Linked DNA regions of Homo sapiens: region 2 is linked to region 1. A link is an interaction called in ENCODE POLR2A ChIA-PET data of the cell type or tissue named here. Cell type or tissue: A673. All regions are shown on one strand.

Region 1 (2,500 bases):
ATCTTTGATGTTGAGTAATTTTAAAAAATGCATTTGAGCTTCTTGGGAATAGTTACCCATCTTGATGTATTTGCTGAAGATCAGATGTAATTTTAAAAAAAATTTTTGGTAGAAAAATGTCTTTGGTATAAGTCAGGCCTATTATCTTGAGATTTATGCCTTTATTCTGGAAAATTGAAATTTTTATCTCATAAAAGAGGAAAATAATTTGAATGGAGTTAATAAAAATGAAAGGAGTAAAATTTCACTTAGAAATACAGTGAGGCATCCAAAATGAAGAAAAATCCCTTATTTGGCTTCTAGATCTAAAATGATATTCTAATCTATGCAGGTTGGTTCAAGAGCACTTTACCCCTGTTGGAGGCAGCCAGGTTAGCTTTATTGAATGTAAATCTCTGACTTCTCCCAAGATACCCATGAAAGCAACTAAATTCATTGGTTATTAGGCAGCAAGAGTAAGTTCAATTTTCTCTACACTTGTGACAATTAGAGGTTGGTTCTAGCCTGTCTAATGCTTAAGTTTCAAGGCTACCTGTATTTGAGAGCTGTTTTGGGGAGATAACCTTGTAACACATACATTTTAATGAGTACATTACTTTTACCACCTGCTGAAGTCGACTTGGAGTGACTACTGACCTGAAGTGAATGCCTGTGTTCAATATTAATATGGCATGTCTGGATCCAGACAGCAATCTTTCATTTTGACATGCACATAGTCAAAGTAAATTAATGTTTAAAACCCAAACACTTTAAGTTCAGCCAGTGTGTGCATTCCATAATAATCCTTCAGAAGCAGTTTACATAGAAATGCTGAGTGCTTTCTTATACTTTATTTATCATATGTATTGGGTCCACATTGCAGTACTTATAACGAGATTTATCCAGTGCTGTTTTTGTTCCTTGTTTTGTGGAGGCTAAAGAAGTTAATTTATTTCAGGATTTAGTCTCTGCATATTTTAAGCAAAATTATACTTAAAAATCTTCATGTGCCTGGCAAGATAGTAGTCTAATTTCAGTTATATTATTTTTAGATGGAAAAAAAAAATCAAGCTAATTGCATACTTTATTTCTGCTCAAATGATCACCAATTTTTGAAAGTATAGTAGTAGTTTAAAAAAAGAAAAAAACTAGGCCCAGATATAGTGTATGTTTGTGACTACATGTAACAAGGATATTGCTGATTTTCCTTTTCTCTCATACATACCATTTTCTAGTCTTGCTTTTATTGGTTAGAAAACATTCATGGCAGATGTAGTAATGGGGAAATTATATTAACATTTAAGTATTAAATTAGCTTGTAGCCAGAGTCTCCTTCTAATATGATGACATTTAGCAAGTTCAGGATTTTAAGGACCATGTTGCGCAACTCATTGTTACACATTTCCTGTTTGCCTTTTTTGAAAAAGTATCTGAGATCTGTTTTTTCAGATTGGAAATTTCCATTGTGGATTTCAATGTTGTTGTTGTCATTTTACCTTGCTGGTCAGTGTTTGTTATTTATGTATTAAGAATATGTAGTATAGTGACCATAATGAGAATAGTAGGTGATTGGAGTTGTATGCAAATGACAGTTTTCATAACACTTTTGCAGTTTAATTTCAACAAAAACCTCAAGTTATATTTATTAGCAAACATATTTCAGCTAAGGAGTTTTTTATGCTCCAAAAAGATGGCAGATGGAAATGAACCTAATATGTGTTCAAAGAAAGTATGCTGCATTTATTTCAAATTGTATCTGATACATCAGCATGATGATTTATATGTTGTCTTAGAATTAAAGTAGATGCCATACTTTTACTGTAAAAGTCAAAATTAGATTTCTTCTATATTTGACAGAATTTATTTTCTGTTCATAAATAAATATAGTATTTGGTTTAGGATGTAGAACATCAAATAACAACTGTTAGATTATGCTTAATATATTTATCATTTTCTGAATTTTGGATGTTCTTAACATCAGAAAAATATGTCCTTTACCCATACAGTGACTTTAGATTGGATTTGGAAGCATTGTACAGAGAAGACCTATTGTTCCTATTGAATAAGGATGCCGTACAGAGATGAGCTTTTTGACCCACTGCTCTTCCAGTAGTAATGGATTTGCACTAATTTGAGCAGAGTATGCCACTTGGTCCTGTTTTTCAGTTGTCCTGTGTGATGGCTGGCTAGCAAAATCAAACATCTGCATTTTGACTGTGGAAGGCAGTATAACTAGCTGGCTCATACTGGTTCAAATTTGCAACACTGATATGGTTAGTATTATGGTGTCACTACCTGAATTAAGTAGTTGTGGCTAAATTGTTTATATTATATGAACATATTCGTTATTATTCTGCATGGAGAATTTTTGTCCTCATGGATTGTTTCATAAAGTGTTTTATTAGCTTGGATTAATTGGAAAATAAGCTTTTTAATATGGACCTCTCCCCTAGTCAGAGACTTTGCAAATGATTTCTACAAAAATAAACTATAAAATAGATGATATAATGGGGCCTATTAT
Region 2 (2,500 bases), 200 kb after region 1:
AACATAAAACATTCTTTTGTAAGGAGTTAATAAAGATACGCTTAATTTTTTATAGAAAATTCTGAGTATACTGTTTGAGTCATACCATGCTATAAAGGTGCTTAAATTGGGAAATGAGTGAGTGAACGTATTCCCTAACTATAAGCAACTGTTAAAAAAGCCAGCCAAAAAAAAAGCAAATGAAAGATTCTATAGAGAAAATTCTTGTGTATGTGTTGTAAGAATAAGTGTTGAAAGTTTTAATGTAAAACACACTTTGTATATAGAGTTTTTACTGTCAAATGGTTAGGTCAAAAAAATCCTGCGATGTTTTTTAAGGATATGTCTTAAATCTTGTATTCTCAATCCTAGTTATGTATTTAGGCCACATGAGTTTTGCAGCTGTAACCAGAAGTATTTTAATATTCATAACTTTCAATCTTTAACAGACCATGCCCAACACTGTCATTTTTAAAAATTAAATTTTAAGACGATGTTTGATTAGTCTTTTGACTAGAACTAAGAATCTCAAGCCCACATAATTTCTACTTCATACATTATTTTTAGGAGCATTTTCATTTTTGAAGGCGTGGTCTTTCACCATGGGGCCCCTTCCTGCCAAGTCTTAATAAATCTTTTAAGTGAAATCCAGTTAAAGTGATAGGCTTTTAACTAGCTTGGTTTTAAGAAGTGGAAAATCAGTCAAAAGCAGGAAATCTAGGAAAAGGTACTGTGAAATAGATATAATCATGTATATAATTTGTATCCTGCTTGCTCTGCCTCCCAGACTTCAGTGTCACCTCTCCCTGAAGCCTTTCCTGATTTTCCCTGGGAGAGTTGACCACTCCCTTGTGGTGTCTCTCTGTACTTAGAAACATCTGCCAGATCATCTCTGACACATCCTTCCACTTATTTGTTCAACAGTCTGCCTTCCTCGAGACCTTAAGTCCCTTTAAGGCAGAAGTCAAAGTAGTGGCTCAAGATAGAGAAGGTTTTAAATATTAAAAAGTAATCTTTCATACATGCTTCATTTTCTAAGCTCATCTATGGTATTATGGAACTTTTGTTTCAGTTATGCATGTACATTAATACAGTGACTTACAATATAAAATGTACATCCTCTTTGTTTTAACTACATTTTTAAACTTATTTCACTCTTGCCATTTCTATAGAAAGGCAGTGATAACACTTATCTCAACGGGTTGAGGACTAAGAGAGTGAATTTGAAGCAAAGTGAGCTCCAGGGGCCTCCTCTCATTTAGATGTATTTATGCTGCCTACAGTACAAGATTATTCAGTTCTTGATTGGAAGTGAAATGAAGGTCAGCAAGGTCAGAGAGGCATTTTTTAAGATACATAGATGGGAAAATTCCCCAGCCTTTACTGCTTCCCATCTCTTCTGTCACACTTTATGGTGGCTTGAGTTGAATTAGCGCGAGGAGACTTGACATGTTCATTTGTGATTGAAAGTGAGTGCAACATAGTTTGGATGTTTGTCTCTTCTAAATCTCATTTTGAAATGTGATCCTCGCTGTTGGAAGTGGGGCCTGGTGGGAGGTATTTGGGTCATGGGGGCGGTTCCCTCATGAATGGCTTGGTGCTGTACTGGCCCATAGGGAATTCTCATGTGAGTTGGTTGTTTAAAAGTGTGTGTTATCTGTCCCCTTCGTGTCTTTTCTTGTTCCTACTCTCCCCGTGTGACAGGTGGGCACCCCCTTTGCCTTCTGCCGTGACTGGAGGCTTCCTGAGGCCTTACTAGAAGCTGAGCAGATGCTGTTACCATACTTCCCGTACAGCCTGCAGAACCGTGAGCCAATTAAACCTCTTTTCTTTATAAATTACGCAGCCTCAGGTATTCCTTTATAGCAGTGCATAAAATGGCCTATATTCAGTGGGACTCTGAGCTTCAATTTTAAAAGTTAACTGTGGCTTACAAGTTCCTTATGTCTTGTACATTTTATTGTTCTCATTTTCCAGCAGCTTGAGTGCTGTCTTTTGTAAGGTCTGCTTTGCTTTCAACACTGGCTACAGTATCTTTGGGAATACAGGTTTGAGCATGAGAAATCGTTATGTTCTGTATTGTTGCTGTGGTTGCTTTACATACAGAAACAGAAGTGCTCATAGCTTTATTGCTGTAAATATCAAGGGCTTGGAGCCATTTGATAAATTTAGAATTCAGGAGAGTCTGTTGTAGCAAGACAGCTAATGACCTGAAGAGTTCTACTAAGGGTCAATACTAATGTTGAGTTATTGACATGGGACTGCTTTGACTTTTAACTGTTCTGATGTACATTTGATTTGGATTCTGAAAAGATAAATTGACACCACATAAGTCTACTCCCACTGTCATAAAAGACATATCTGCTTGCAAAAGATATAGTAATTAAAACATAAAATTAAATACTTACTGTAATTTGCCCCAGAAGGTATCTCCATTAGACTAAAAGGACATTTTGCTTATGCAGATTACTTTGTTATATGTATCCTTTGTTTAATGTAACTTAATTATTAGTTATACCAT

Evidence for each region. Peaks named below come from ENCODE experiments on the same cell type or tissue, not always from the same donor. Only the 100,000 strongest peaks of a DNase experiment are listed, where the experiment ranks them.
Region 2: POLR2A ChIA-PET joins it to region 1 with 5 read pairs; 1 of 35 experiments calls an interaction of 5 or more read pairs at or near these places.

Annotation. Positions count from the first base shown.
Region 1 is chr6:20,571,762-20,574,261 of GRCh38, forward strand. The region is part of intron 4 of CDKAL1 (CDKAL1 threonylcarbamoyladenosine tRNA methylthiotransferase); the gene reads left to right. It overlaps LOC124901273 (a long non-coding RNA gene), which reads left to right and starts at 2,043. Exons shown (of 2, transcript XR_007059491.1): 1 at 2,043-2,252. In A673, no CTCF peak of the experiment used is centred here; a DNase peak (open chromatin) is centred at 1,360; H3K4me3 peaks cover 351 bases; H3K27ac peaks cover 1,401 bases.
Region 2 is chr6:20,770,124-20,772,623 of GRCh38, forward strand. The region is part of intron 7 of CDKAL1 (CDKAL1 threonylcarbamoyladenosine tRNA methylthiotransferase); the gene reads left to right. Among named protein-coding and RNA genes, the nearest start is that of CDKAL1, 240 kb to the left of the region's middle. In A673, no CTCF peak of the experiment used is centred here; DNase peaks (open chromatin) are centred at 738 and 1,528; H3K4me3 peaks cover 1,103 bases; H3K27ac peaks cover 2,299 bases.